Linked DNA regions of Homo sapiens: regions 2 and 3 are each linked to region 1. The links are chromatin loops, found by intact Hi-C in ENCODE. Cell type or tissue: PC-3. All regions are shown on one strand.

Evidence for each region. Peaks named below come from ENCODE experiments on the same cell type or tissue, not always from the same donor. Only the 100,000 strongest peaks of a DNase experiment are listed, where the experiment ranks them.
Region 2: it touches region 1 in a loop (6-fold over the local background); 4 of 110 quality-filtered maps call a loop at or near these places.
Region 3: a loop joins it to region 1, with 11 times the contacts of the local background. A loop is called at or near these places in 2 of 110 quality-filtered maps.

What each region holds. Positions count from the first base shown.
Region 1 is chr7:4,101,133-4,106,132 of GRCh38, reverse strand. All of the region lies in intron 22 of SDK1 (sidekick cell adhesion molecule 1), which reads right to left. Among named protein-coding and RNA genes, the nearest start is that of FOXK1, 580 kb to the left of the region's middle. RefSeq lists an enhancer at 2,862-3,362. In PC-3, a CTCF peak has its summit at 2,579 (motif pointing left); a DNase peak (open chromatin) is centred at 2,322; H3K4me3 peaks cover 660 bases; H3K27ac peaks cover 483 bases.
Region 2 is chr7:4,476,978-4,481,977 of GRCh38, reverse strand. No RefSeq gene overlaps it. Among named protein-coding and RNA genes, the nearest start is that of FOXK1, 200 kb to the left of the region's middle. In PC-3, a CTCF peak has its summit at 2,373 (motif pointing right); a DNase peak (open chromatin) is centred at 2,417.
Region 3 is chr7:4,157,655-4,162,654 of GRCh38, reverse strand. It overlaps SDK1 (sidekick cell adhesion molecule 1), which reads right to left. Exons shown (of 45, transcript NM_152744.4): 31 at 4,104-4,207; 32 at 799-869. Among named protein-coding and RNA genes, the nearest start is that of FOXK1, 520 kb to the left of the region's middle. In PC-3, no CTCF peak of the experiment used is centred here; a DNase peak (open chromatin) is centred at 2,664; H3K27ac peaks cover 1,563 bases.

The DNA of each region.
Region 1 (5,000 bases):
TGTTTTGCTGAGCATAAAACAGTTTCAGGGCCAGGATCAATGGATTGGGAAAAGGGTGGACCACTGAAGGTGGCAGCCAAGGTCAAACTACCCTGCCCTTCCCGCCCAGTGCCTGGTCTCCCTTTTTGAAAGATGTCGATTGGAACAGGTGCCAAATGATTGGGGAACCCAGGCAGGTGCCACATGGCTCCATTAGGCTCTGCCTGCACTTCCTCCTGCAGCCGCGGTTTGTCATTACCTGGAGGCATCACGCAGTCTCCAACACCTGTCCCCCTGCACCACTCTTCCCCCTCTCAGAGTGTGTCTGCTCCTTCCACCCCTCCTCTCTGCAACTGGCTGACTCCTTTGGAATCTGGAGAGCATCCGGGCCTTTCGGAAGCCTCTGAACAGCATCCCTCTTAGCCTCTCACTGCCCCTGCCAGGCTGCCAGAATCTATGTCCTAATTCTGTACTCCTATACCCTCTTCAGAGTACCCCCAGCACAGTGCAGATCACTGTCAAAGCATTCATTTAAAAACACAACTCCCAGGCCAGGCGTGGTGGCTCACGCCTGTAATCCCAGCACTTTGGGAGGCTGAGGTGGGTGGATCACGAGGTCAAGAGATCAAGACCAGCCTGGCCAACATGGTGAAACCCCATCTCTACTAAAAATACAAAAATTGGCTGGGTGTGGTGGCACGTGCCTGTAGTCCCAGCTACTCACGAGGCTGAGGCAGGAGAATCGCTTGAACCAGGGGGGTGGAGGATGCAGTGAGCTGAGATCATGCCACTGCACTCCAGCCTGGCGACAGAGTGAAGGTCCATCTAAAACAAACAAACGAACAAACAAAAAACAAAAAATATAACTCCTGGCCAGGCGCGGTGGCTCACACCTGTAATCCCAGCACTTTGGGAGACCAAGGCAAGTGGATCACCGGAGGTCAGGAGTTCAAGATCAGCCTGGCTAACATGGTGAAACCCCGTCTCTGCTAAAAATACAAAAATTAGCTGGGCATGGTGGCACATGCCTGTAATCCCAGCTACTTGGGAGGCTGAGGCAGGAGAATTGCTTGAACTTGGGAGGTGGAGGTTGCTGTGAGCTGAGATTGTGCCTCTCCACACCAGCCAGGGTGACAGAGTGCGACTTCATCTCAAAAGAATAAATAAATAAATAAAAACACAGCTCCTGGGAGACATGGCAGGAGGATCTCTTGAGCCCAGGAGTTCAAAATCAGCCTGGGCAACAGAGGGAGACCCCATCTCTACAAAATAATTAAAAAAAAAATTAGCCAGGCATGGTGGCACAGCCCATAGTTCCAGCTACTCAGGAGGCTGATGCAGGGGGATCATTAGCGCCCAGGATGTCAAGGCTGCAGTAGCTATGATCACACCACTGCACTCCAGCCTGGATGACAGAGTGAGACCCTGCCTCAAAAATAAATAAATAAATACATACATGCATACAAATTCTCATACAAATATATAGTGTGTGTCAAAGATTTATTTCACTCATTAATGAGGAACTAGTAAGATGGTAAAACTGGTTCGGAGGGGAATATATGTCAAAGTATGTAGAGTGAATGAAAGAAAGAATGCTCAATAAGATCAAAAAGTTAGAAATAAAACCAGCTATGAGAGCAATATAACCGTGACCTCTGGCTTTGCAACTTACAATCTTCTATGAGGTAGCATCCAACTTCACAGAGTCTGGGCCAAATCAACAAACAGTAAGTCAAACACAATTACCTTCTTTAACGTGATGGCCCCTAGCAGGTTTATTAAAGCAGGCTCTAGGCCAGGTTCAGTGGCTCACGCCTATAATCCCAGCACTGTAGGAGGCCAAAGCGGGAGGTTTGCTTGAGTCCAGGACTTCGAGACCAGCCTGGGCAACGTGGTGAGACCCCATTCTCTATAAAACATACAAAATCTAGCTAGGTGTGGTGGTGCATGCCTGTAGTCCCAGCTACTCTGGAGGCTGAGGCAGGAGGATCGCTTGAGCTCTGAGGGTCTAGGCTGCAGTGAGTGGTGATTATGCAACTGCACTCCAGCATGGGCCACAGAGGGAGACCCCGTCTCAAACACAAACAAGCAGGGCTCTAGTACTGCAGTCAGCAAACTCCGGCCCAGGGGCCGAATCTGGCCCACTTCCTGTTTTTGTAAATAAAGTTTTATTGGAACACAGCCACTGTCACTGGTTTGTGCGGCTGCTGGCCACTTTCATGCTTTTGCAGCCGAACTGCGGAGCTGGAACTGAGAGCGTCTGACCTGGAAAGCCTCAAGTATTCACTATCGGGACCTTTACAGAAAGTGTGGCAAGCCCTGCTGGAGCGCACCACCCCCACGGCACTGACTCCTCCTCGGCTGCTGAGTCCTCTCACCACATGTGTCATCACTTCTGGCTGCTTGTGGACTTGCCCTGAGGCAAGGTCAGGGTCTCACGCATCCCTGCACCTCCAGCATCTCTCCCAGGGTCCAGCCTCAACTTGGTGTTTAATGCATTAACGAATTTACAAATGAACATGCGAATGATTTAAAAATCAGTACTGAAAATGGGTTGCTTTACACGGAGCTCCAAAACAGATGATCACCAAAAATGTAACTACACTTAGCGACCTCTAGGGGAGAAACTGAAATTTCTATAATAAAAGGTTTACATTTTTGTCTGGAGAGACCAGGACTCTTTTTTCGTGAGAGACAGGAGTTCTTTAACCCTGGCTGGGCTCCTCTGGCTCTCTAGTTAGATTTCAAGGCCAAGAAAGAATGTTCTAGAAGCAACTGGGTGCTCACTAACAATGTGCTGATGTAGAGGGAGGCAGAATTCTTTAAAGATAAAACAAATCAAAGCTCTGTGGGGGGCCGGGCGCGGTGGCTCACGCCTGTAATCCCAGCACTTTGGGAGGCCGAAGAAGGTGGATCACAAGGTCAGGAGATTGAGACCATCCTGGCTAACATGGTGAAACCCAGTCTCCACTAAAAATACAAAAAATTCTCTGGACGTGGTGGCGGGCGCCTGTAGTCCCAGCTACTCTGGAGGCTGAGGCAGGAGAATGGCGTGAGCCCGGCAGGCGGAGCTTGCAGTGAGCCGAGATCGCACCACTACACTCCAGCCTGGGTGACAGAGTGAGACTCTGTCTCCAAAAAAAAAAGCTCTGTGGGGAAGCCGGGATTTTGAACGGCTTTTTTTTTTTTTTTTTTTTTTAACTTTTTTTAAGGCTAATAAACAGTACTTTATGATATTTCGGACAAAGGCAGAAATGGCATCTATTTCAAATGCCACCCGGTAGGGGCGGTCCTTCAGGCCCATTAGGGGAGCTGTCTGTCTGTTATACCCACGGGGATGCTGCCGCCCGCCACGCAGCCCCAGCTTGCCCACTCCCAGGTCTGGCCGGGGTTTGGCGCCAGTGGGCCAGGAGGCTTGGTCTGTTTGTGCACATGAGATCCGGCCTCTGGAAAAACTGGTGGAAACTGGTGGGCAGGGCAGGACCAGGAACACCCCTGCTGGGAGGCTCTGGTGGCCATGGTGAGCTCAGCACTCCGGAGGCCAGGGTCAATGGCTGCTCAGAGGAGAGTCATTAACCTCATCCCAAAGGTAATTCTGCACATGGAGAGGAAGCAGACAAGGTGCAGCTGCGTGTGGGGAAGGGAGGAGGGACGTGAGGAGGTGGCCCCCCTCCATCCAGAGCTAAGAGGAGGAGAAAAAGATGCTCCAGAACCCCTTCCATGGAAAGCTGCCAAGCCAAGCGCACCCTGCCTGGCTGAAACTCTGGTGTCAGCAGGAAAACTTGCACGTCTAGCAACTTCCACAGACACTGAGTACCCCTGCTTCTGACGGCTCCTCCCCGTGCCCACCACAGCCAAATGAAACCTCCTGAGAGGAGGTGGCTGGAGGGCCCCTGCAGAGGGAGGGACAGATGGGGGCTTCTGGTAAAGGCACAGGAAACCAGGAAGGCCCAGAGGCCAGTTCCCTCAAACAAATCGCAGAGTTTGCACACCTCATAAGCCGGCAGGGGACTCGACGCTGTGCTGCGTTTATCTTCACTCCCAAGGAAGCTTCAGGCTTTGAATCAGCCCAGCTCTAGATTCCCAGCCCTTCCCTGGGGACTTCTGTCTTTCCGGGTTGTCGTTTGTTTTGTCTTTCCTGTTTAATATTCTTTGGATCTTCAGAGGCAGAAGGGCTGTGGAGTGATGGGCTTTGTTCCCTGATCCTGAGCTCCATGCTTGGGTTCCTGGGGTGCTGGCTCTCTCGATCTCCCTCCACTCCCCATCTGGCCCTTTCTCTGACCCTCCTGAGTGTGTCCTTGCCTCCTCTTTCTTCTCTCTTGCATGGCTTCCTTCCTAGGGCCCTTCCTGTCCCTCCACAAGGAGACAGAGACCTGGGTGCGGGACCTCCTTCCTACCGACCACAGGCAGACGCTTCTGGGGTCCAGCAGCTCACATGTGACAGCCTCACCCCAGAACCGCGATCTTCCTCCCAAGACGGGCTCCGCCTGTGGAAGGCTCTATTTCTGGTCACGACACCATCGTCCTCTGTCATCGAGGGTCAGTGCTCCTTCTGTCACCCCTCCCCTGCTGCACATGGTGGGGTCTCCTCCACAGCCTCTCTTACATTTGCTTGATTTCAGTGGTAGGACCCTGATGTAGAAGCTCCCAACCTCTTGCTTGAACTATTTTGACAGATCGGTGAGTTTTAAAAAATGCAAATTTTTCCGCCGGGTGCGGTGGCTCACGCCTGTAATCCCAGCACTTTGGGAGGCCAAGGCGGGTGGATCATGAGGTCAGGAGATCGAGACCATCCTGGCTAACACGGTGAAACTCCCGTCTCTACTAAAAACACAAAAAATTAGCCGGGCGTGGTGTGGTGGCGGGCACCTGTAGTCCCAGCTATTCAGGAGGCTGAGGCAGGAGAATGGTGTGAACCCGGGAGGCGGAGCTTGCCGAGATCGCACCACTGCACTCCAGCCTGGGTGACAGAGCGAGACTCCGTCTCAAAAAAAAAAAAAAAAATGCAAGTGTCCTTGCTA
Region 2 (5,000 bases), 380 kb before region 1:
TCTGGAAAAAAAAAAAAAAAAAAAAAAAAAGATGTACCCGAGACTGGGCAATTATTTATTTATTTTACTTTAAGTTCTGGGATACATGTGCAGAACATGCAGGTTTGTTACGTAAGTATACATGTGTCATGGTGGTGTGCTGCACCTATCAGCCTATCATCTAGGTTTTAAGCCCCACATGCATTAGGGATTTGTCCTAACGCTCTCCCTCCTCTTGTCCCCCACCCCCCAACAGGTCCCAGTGTGTGATGTTCCCCTCCCTGTGTCCATGTGTTCTCATTGTTCAACTCCCACTTATGAGTGAGAACAAGCCGTGTTTGGTTTTCTGTTCCTGCATTAGTTTGCTGAGAATGATGGTTTCCAGCTTCATCCATGTCCCTGCAAAGGATATGAGCTCATTCTTTTTTATGGCTGCATAGTATTCCATGGTGTATATGTGCCACATTTTCTTTAGTCTATCATCGATGGACATTTGGGCTGGTTCCAAGTCTTTGCTATTGTAAATAGTGCTGCAATAAACATACATGTGCATGTAAGAATGAGTATTTTATAAAGAAAAAGAGGTTTAATGGGCTCACAGTTCCACGTAGCTAGGGAGGCCTCACAATCATGGTGGGAGGTGAAAGGCACGTCTTACATGGTGGCAGACAAGAGAGAAAGAGAGTCAAGCAAAAGGGGAGACCCCTTATAAAATCATCATATGTTGTGAGACTTACTCACTACCATGAGAACAGAATGGGAGAAACCGCCCTCATGATTCAGTTATCTCCCACTGGGTCCCTCCCACAACACGTGGGAATTATGGGAGCTACAATTCAAGATGAGATTTGGATGGGGACACAGCCAAACCATATCCACAAGTGAACTCGTGTATATACCCAAAGGAATATAAATCATACCATAAAGACACACAGAACTCCTTCACAGTGTGCAACTTTCAGAGGCTATGGGATGGGGCCACTTCCCAGAAAGGAGAGGGCAAAGGAACTCCTGGTGGAGAGGGGATCAGAGAGTGGGTCTGATGAAGTCTAGATGATGTCACGCATATGTTCACTGCAGCACTATTCACAATAGCCAGGACATGGAATCAACCTAAATGCCCATTAATAATAGACCGGATAAGGAAAATGTGGTACATATACACAACATAGAATACTATGTAGCCATAAAAAAAGAATGAGATCATGTCCTTTGCAGGGACATGGGTGGAGTTGGAGGCCGTTATCCTTAGCAAACTAACGTGGGAACAGAAAATCAAATACTACATGTTCTTACTTACAAGCGGGACCTGAATGATGAGGATACATGGACACAAAGATGGAAACAACACACACTGGGGCTGGCTATTGTTTTCTTTTCCTTTTCTTTTTCTTTTTTTTTGAGACAGAGTCTCATTCTGTCTTCCAGGCTGGAGTGCAGTGGCATGATCTTGGCTCACTGCAACCTCCACCTCCCGGATTCAAGTGATTCTCCTACGTCAGCCTCCCGAATAGCTGGGATTACAAGTGCCCACCACCACGCCTGGCTAATTTTTTTTTATTTTTAGTAGAGACAGGGTTTTACCATGTTGACCAGGCTGGTCTCAAACTCCTGACCTCAGGCAATCCGCCCAACTTGGCCTCCCAAAGTGCCGGGATTACAGGAGTGAGCAGCCACGCCCGGCCTGTTTCTTTTCTAATAAGAGCAACTAGGCTTGCCTTTCCGATCTCCTCACGGGGGGGCATCAGGTAGTGGATTTAAGGAAGCATCTATTGCAGCACTAAAAACCCATGCGTCTGTAACCCAGAGCCAATCCAGAGTTAAAAATGGAGAGCAAGGATTTTCAACTATTTCAACAATTTCAAAGTGGTTGGTGTTTGGCTATATCTCAGTCCATCGCATCATGTCACACTGAGATTCTATAAACTGGAATCTACCTTCAGGACTAGCAGGGTCCACTACTGGGGCGGGGGTCTGCAAACCTTTTCTGTAAAGGGCCAGAGTGCAAATATTTCAGGTTTTGCTGGCTCTGTGGTCCCCGTTGCAACTATTCAACAGTGCTGCTGTAGCAAGAAAGCTGACACAGACAATACATAAACCAGTGTGGCTGTGTGCCAATAAAACTTTATTGACAAAATGAGCAGTGGGCCGGATTCAGCCCATGGGGTGTTGTTTGCTGACCCCCGGTCTAGTGAAACCAGGAAGTCCAGCGAAAACCTGCGGGTGAAAGTAAAATGCCACCGAGTCAAGGGAGTAAAGTTCTAGTCCTAGCACCACCCTGACTAGCTCTGTGGCCTGAGGAGTATCCCCCATGTCTCTGGTCCTTCTATTCCTCAATAAGCACAGGAGGTAATTGTAGGGTTTGAGGGGTTTGGAGGCTGAGCAAAGAAAAAGACATGACCACAAGATGGCAGTAGAATGCATACGTTTTCTTTGGTCAAAGCCTTGACAGATTTGCTGGAGGGGGCGGTCCCTCATGGCATGCAAACTTCAGAGGCTATGGGATGGAGCTACTTACCGGAGGGAGGAGAGCAAGAGAACCTCTGCTGGAGAGGGGATCAGAGAGGGATCTGACGATGTCTAGGCAATGTTGCTTAGTCCCAAGTAGCCGGGACTACAGGTGTGTGTCAGCGTGCCAGCTAATTTTTGTATTTTTTGTAAAGAGAAGGTTTTGACGTGTTACTCAGGCTTGTCTTGAACTCCTGGGCTCAAGTGTTCCTCCTGTCTTGGCCTCCCAAAGTGCTGGGATTACAGGTGTGAGCCACTGTGCTTGGTCAGGCTAATTCTTTCTTTTTTCTTTTATATATACATATATATATATATATATATATATATATATATATATATACATGTATATATGTGTATATACATTATATATATATTTTAACTTAATTTTTGTGGGTACATAGTAGGTGTATATATTTATGGGGTACATGAGATATTTTGATACAGGCATGCAATATGAAATAAACACACCATGGGGATGGGGTATCTATCCCCTCAAGCATTTATCCTTTGAGTTACAAACAATCCAGTTACACTCTGTAAGTTATTTTAAAATGTAATTAAAGCCAGGCTCATTCTTTTATTTATTTATTTATTTATTTAAGATGGAGTCTTGGTCTGTTGCCCAGGCTGGAGTGCAGTGGTGCAATCTCTGCTCAGTGCAACCTCTGCCTCCCAGGCCCAGCCTCACGACTCGCTGGGATTACATGCACATGCCACCATGCCCAGCTAACTTTTGTATTTTTAGTAAAGAAAGAGTTTTGCAATGCTGGCCAGGCTCGTCTCGAACTCCTGACCTCAGGTGATCTGCCCACCTCAGCCTCCCAAAGTGCTGGGATCACAGGCGTGAGCCACCACGCCTGGCTGCTATGTTCCTTCTTAAGCCACTCTCAACTCCAACTTCCTTCCTGATTCTAGGATGGGCAGGTGGCTCAGGGCTTGGCTAATCACAGCCTGTGTCCCCCTGCACGCATAAGCCCATCAGGCTGATGAGGGACAATGAGCATTTGGTGGAACTGTTAGTAGAAGGGTGGCCCTTTCCCACTGGACTGGAACTGGGAAGACAGAAGTAGCTGATGGAGGTAACCTGCCTCCGTGTAGGGCCTGAGGATGAGAGCAGTGTGGAGGAAGGCAGCCTCCACACAAGGACAGACTCAGTCCTGTGAGCACTGTTTAAACCCCTGCTCCAAGCCTTGTCTGCTGCCAGGCGTGTCTGAACTTTTCTGTAACACGAGAAAGTCAAGTCACTTCTTTCTGTAAGCCACAGGGAATCAAGTTGTCTGTAACTCTCAGCTGGTATGACACTAATTGATACATATATTCTTTCTTTTTTCTTTTTTTTTTTTTTTTGAGACAGAGTCTCTCTCTGTCACCCAGAATGGAGTGCGGTAGCTCGATCTTGGCTCACTGCAACCTTCACCTCCTGGATTCAAGCAATTCGCATGCCTCAGCCTCCTGAGTAGCTGGGATTACAGATGTATGCCACCACACCTAGCCACGGATAGTTTCATGCTTTATTTCTTGTCCTTTGAGGAGTGGTTATTTTATTATTGTTCCTCCAGTAGTTTAGGAACAGATTAAAGAAGTTATACATCTGTTTCTATTTTTCTAGTAACTACCCTTTAACAGATTAAAAAGTTATACATCTATTTCTATTTTTCTTTTTTCTTTTTCTTTCTTTTTTTTTTTTTTTTTTTGAGATGGAGTCTCACTCTGTTGCCCAGGCTGGAGTGCAGTGGCATGATCTCGGCTCACTGCAAGCTCCGCCTCCTGGGCTCAAGAGATTCTCCTGCCTCAGCCTCCCAAGTAGCTGGGATTACAGGTGCCCGCCACCACGCCCAGCTAATTTTTTTGTATTTTTAGTTGAGATGAGGTTTCACCACGTTGGCCAGGCTAGTCCTGAACTCCTGACCTCAGGTGATCCACCCGCCTCAGCCTCCCAAAGTGCTGGGATTACAGGTGTGAGCCACTGCGCCTGGCCTAAAATGCTAAGTTCAAAATAATTTTCATCTCCAAAACTTTTGAGGTTACTGCTCTGTTGTCTTCCGGCATCCATTGTCCCCAGTGAGGAGCAGAACCCAATTTAATTTTTGTTTCTTTGTAGGGAAATTTCTTTTCTTTTCTCTTCTTGTCTTTTCTTTTTTCTTTTCGACAGAATCTCACTCTGTTGCCCAGGCTGGAGTGCAGTGGTGTGATCTTGGCTCACTGCAACCTCTGCCTCCTGGGTTCAAGGGGTTCTCCTGTCTCAGCCTCCCAAGTAGCTGGGACTACAAGTGCCCAACACCACGCCCGGCTAATTTTTGTATTTTTAGTAGAGATGGGGTTTCACCATATTGGCCAGGTTGGTCTCAAACTCCTGACCTCAAGTGATCTGCCCACCTCAGCCTCCCTAAGTGCTGAGATTACAGGCGTGAGCCACCATGCCCACCCGGGAAGTTGCTTTCTTTTTCTCTCTCTTTCCTTTCTCTCTCTTCTCCCTCCTTCTCTCTCTCTCTCCTCTCCTTCTCCTTTCTTCT
Region 3 (5,000 bases), 57 kb before region 1:
GCTGAGGTGGGTGGATCACCTGAGGTCAGGAGTTCAAGATCAGCCTGGTCAACATGGTGAAACCCCATCTCTACTAAAAATACAAAAGTTAGTTGGGTGTAGGGGCATGCGCCTGTAATCCCAGCTACTTGGGAGGCTGAGGCAGGAGAATCGCTTGAACACGGGAGGCAGAGGTTGCAGGGAGCCTAGATTGTGCCACTGCACTCCAGCCTGGTGACAGAGTGAGACTCTGTCCCAAAATAATAATAATAATAATAATAATAATAATAATAATAATAATAATAACAACAACAACAACCACCACCACCACCACCACCCACCCCCAGACTTTGGGAAAATATGTACAATCCGGTAGATATTTTGTCTGGTTGCAGATGACTTCTCTAGAAAAGCTAACTCCAGCGGTTGCAGTTTTACTGCCTTGTAGGGCGATAACCAATTTGTGTATACACAGAAGCCTTGCTCCAACGTCCTCGGTGAAATGCCAAGACATACCCAGTTCCTCCAACGCTCTCAGACTGGCCTCCCCATCCTGCCGGTCCCTCCTGAATAAGGGGAGTCAAGTTCATTCTCTACGTGCATCACAGTCCTGCTTCTAATGTTTTGGAAATTACACCGAGATGATAATTGACACCATTTCCCCCTCGCGTTTTTGAGTCTGAGGGTGTGTCTCCTTGGTTCTACTCTCAAACGCTTAGCTCAGGGCTCAGCTTGCAGTCCATGTCAGCCGTTGTGGCTGAATGCGCAGGGAAATGAGAACACATTTGACAAAACGCGCGTGATTCCCCGCGCTCTTACCTGCCACTGTATCAGGACAGAGGACGTGGTGTGTGGCGTCGCTGAGACAGATCCCGGGGGCTCTCCTGGAACTGAAACACACAGGAGAGGAAAGCGGGGGTCAGGGTGGTTGTTATGTTCTGCCGCCCTTCCCAGGGCCACCCTCAGTGAGTATGGGGAGGCTGGTGAGCCCTGCCTCCTTCCTTCTCCAGGGGTCCCCTTCTCCTGCCCTTCCTCGGGGCTTCCCAGAGCTTCTCCTTCAAAGCCTGTCCTCGGGATAGGAGGGAGCCAACCTTAACAATGGCCCCGAGAAACAGACCCAGACTGGGCTCTCCCTGTGGTGGACATTCCGAGAGCCACCCCTCCAGTGAGGCTGTCCTGGAGCTCTCTGGCTCGAGACCCTCCCTGCAGGGCTCAGGTCTTCTGGGAGAGCAGGGGAACTTATCTTTTTCTCTTTTTTTTAAGATACCTAGGTGAGAGCTACTTTTCCTGAATAGGACACATGATCATGCCAGGTCACTTGGTTTGAAACACTAAAAGGCTGTCAGGAAAGGAGATTGATTTCTGGTGAGGTTGCAGCTGGCTGGGACAGCAGGGTGAAGTGAAGGGGAGTCTGCCATGGTTCTGCTCTGCTCTCTGGAGGGACAAGGCTGGTTTGACCTCTGCCTATGGCCATGCCCTGCACTCTAGCCAAACTAAACTTCTTGTCATCTGCCACATCCAAGAGGTCTTCTGTGCCCCTCTTCCCTGCCTCCTCTGCTCCCTCCAAATCTGTGTGGTCCTGTCTTGGCATATTGAGCTGAACTCTTATGCCTCCCAGCTGTAAGATCCCGGGGGCCCAGCAGAAGTGTGACACGCATTCTGTATCCAGTCCATATTCACTGAACGGAATGACGATGTTCTTCCCACAGGCACACTTGTGCATCTAGCAGATGCCTCTCCACTTAGAACCCAAGATTGGGTCCCGGGGTCACCGGCTCTGTGATTTTCCTCTGGACCTGCCAGACACCCCCTCCTCAGCCCTGGCAGTGCCTGCATCAGTCACACCTCCACCTTCCCCGTTCTGTTTTAGGGATGGGTCTCCCTCCAACCCCCTTAACCTCCTGTGGTTCCAGCTTAATGGTGGGCCCTCTAGCCAGCTTCCTGACAGCCCTGGTGATACAGCGGTGCCATTACAGGGAGTTCTCAATGTCCTTGAGTTGTGAGGTTGTGCAGGGAAATAGAAATCACTATAAAAAGAAACTGTTCATCAGTAAACCGTCCACATACTCAGAGGACTCTCCCTATCTTGCCGAGGGTTCCCCAACCCCTGGAGAGAGTCTGTGCCTGTCAATCTCTAGATAGTGTAAGACAATACAACACAAATACAATGCAACTCCATTGCAAAGAGAAACTGCACATCCCAGGGAAGGCGATGACAAGATAGGTGCATCAAAGCCCAATCTGAATATCAAAGGGTAAGAAAGGCCTCTGGAGTCTGAAGAGGCCCTTCAATATTTTTTTCAAAAATGGTCCTTTTGGATGCTGCCCTGGAGGTCAAAGGAGGCTGTTGCACTTTGCTTTCACACAATCTGTCAGAGAGATTACGACAATGACATCAGCTTGTGTGGGGTTTTGTTCTTTATTCTAAGATTTAGTGCTTAGTTGCAAACATTACCTCAACTGTGTTAAAGGTAACGTTAAAATGAATGCATTTATATAGTTTTTGTTTTGTAATTTAGTTCCTGCAAAGCCTTTCCCTTGTGGTTTAGTGTGAAATTGGTCCCCACTTTAAGTAGATTAACCGGAAAGGCTTTTCCAGTTACAAGTAGCTTTTGCCTCCAGGTTTGCTAACAATAAAGTGGTGCAGTATTTGCATGTAACCTGCACACATCCTCCTGAATACTTTAAATCATTTCTAGGTGTAACCTGCACACATCCTCCCGCATACTTTAAATCATTTCTAGGTTACTCATCAGTCCTCCTACAACGTTATAATTTGTAATACTGTTACATAACAATGTTACAATGTTATAATTGTAGGAGCTCTCATGAGTAATCTAGAAATTGTACAAGGTCATAACACTCTCCAAACAAATACACAGTTGTTACACTGTATATCTTTAATTTGTATTTTTAACTTTTTTTCTGAACATTTCAATCCACAGTTGGTTGAATCTAACGATGTGGGACCCTTGGACAGTGAGCTCCTGGGGCTCAGCCCGGCTCCTCAGGGCCCAGCAGGGCTCACTAGGGCCCTGGACCACCCCATATACCCGGGACGGCTCCTCTCTTTCTCACTGGCTTTCCCCAAAGCTCCAATAAACTCCCAGGATTTGTGCTCAGAAAAGAGCTGGATGAGAGGCAGGAGCCACAGAAGCCAGCCAGTGCTTTTCCAGGGGCAAGTGTGCTTTTCCTGGGAGCACAGCTGGGGCCTGTTGGAGGCTCTTGCAGGTTCTGCTCTGCTGGGAGTGCAGGGTTTGCAGCAAAACAGCCTCTGTGAGTTGCTGAGAAGCCGGGAATGGTTTGCTCAAACCCTCTGCTGGTCCCTGAGGCCAAGGGAGGCCTATGTGGGAGAAACCACACTTCCAGGTCATCGAGAGAGCAGAAGTGGAGATGTGAGGTCACAGGGTGAGCCAGCTGGAAATTGGTTTATTGGAAAATTCTTCCACTGGAGCGTTAAATGGAAAAGACAGTGCTTTGGGGATAGGTTGCGGGAATGATGATGAAACGCTGCTGGGTGAACTAAGTACTGGGTTTCCAGCCTGGGAGCTGAGCTATTACCCACCATCCACTCTTTTCCATCCCACCCGTCCTGTGATCACCGCTGGACGCGGCTGATAGAGCTGCCTCCTGGGCTCGCCACAGGCCTGGGCCACACAGAATAACAATCCATCTTCAGGCCTGACGCCGCCGAGGTAGGACGGAGCGGCTGAAAACGCCACCTGGAGCTCTGAGGAGACCTCGCTTCCCATCACTTACCTGCGCTGTTGTCAAAGAGTGGCTCGTGAATGAGAAAAATGGGGAAAATCTCTTAAAACCCAGCTACCCGCTGACATTTATTTTTAATGACCCTATCAATTATTCAATTTCTGGGATGCTAATGGATAGTAGGGGCTTTAGAAGCCAATCAAAGAAACTTCCATTCCATTTGGAAGCCCTTGAAACCTTGATTTATGACCACAGGCTGTGCGGAAACCCTCCGAGCTGTCTGTCACTAATGGAATTCTACTGCTTTCCACCACTCCCTGGTGGCCCCTTTCTGGCTCAAGACGAAAGTGTGGCCTAAGTATCTCGGGCTCCAGGGGCAGCGGCCAGGAACGCGGTCTGGGCCCCGGGTTGCTCACCATCCTGCAGCGTGGTCACCGCCTCTGTCTCTGAACTGAAGTCACTGTCCCCAATGTCGTTGGTGGCTTTCAGGCGCAGCTTGTAGGAGGTGAAGGGCCTCAGTCTGCAATGTGGAAGAGACCGTGACTGCCGGGGCCCTGCCACCCTGTCCTGCCCTCAGGCATTCCTGGTGAAGCCCTGGGAAGAGGGGCAAATCCCTCCCCTGCCCTGAGAGCTCTGGGCTCCTGTGTGGGCCCGAGACAGCTTAGCAAGGAGGCTGTTCTTGGGTCGGACCCAATCACTTCCTAGGTGCAATGAGCAGGGGCTTGAAGGAGACCCTGGACCTGTCCTGGGAGAAGCCTTTGAACACCTGGACGGTTGAAATCCTCAGGGAGAAAGGAGCTGCACAGAGGGCAGGGAGTGCAGGGCGTCCTGGCCAGGGGGAAGATTCTGCTCAGGGCTCCTCGGGGAGGCAGTGCCAACCCCTCACTGGAGCCACCCCTGCACTCTAGTCGGCACATCACTGCTCTCCAAGGGATCCAGAGAAGTCCTCAGGAAGAGCTAATTCCCCGGGCCCTTGTGCTGATCCGAAGTATAAAATGAGTTCCTGCCTGATTCTCACGCTCCGTCCTCCTGGAGCTCTTTACTGGGCCAGACCCAGCCTTGCAGCATTCTCTAAGGTCCACTTCCTGGCCGGCTGCAGGCAGAGACCCGCCAGCCCCGCACCCCTACCATTCACTGGGGCTGACACGGTGCCAGGCGCTTGGCAAGTGCAACCCCTTTGAACTCACACGAGCTCTGGGAGAGGAGGCATCATTATTCCCATTTCAAGGATGATAAAACTGAGGCCCACTGCTACAAGACTAGTAAATGGCAATATTCACATGTCACTTTACAAAAGACCACATCCCTGTCAA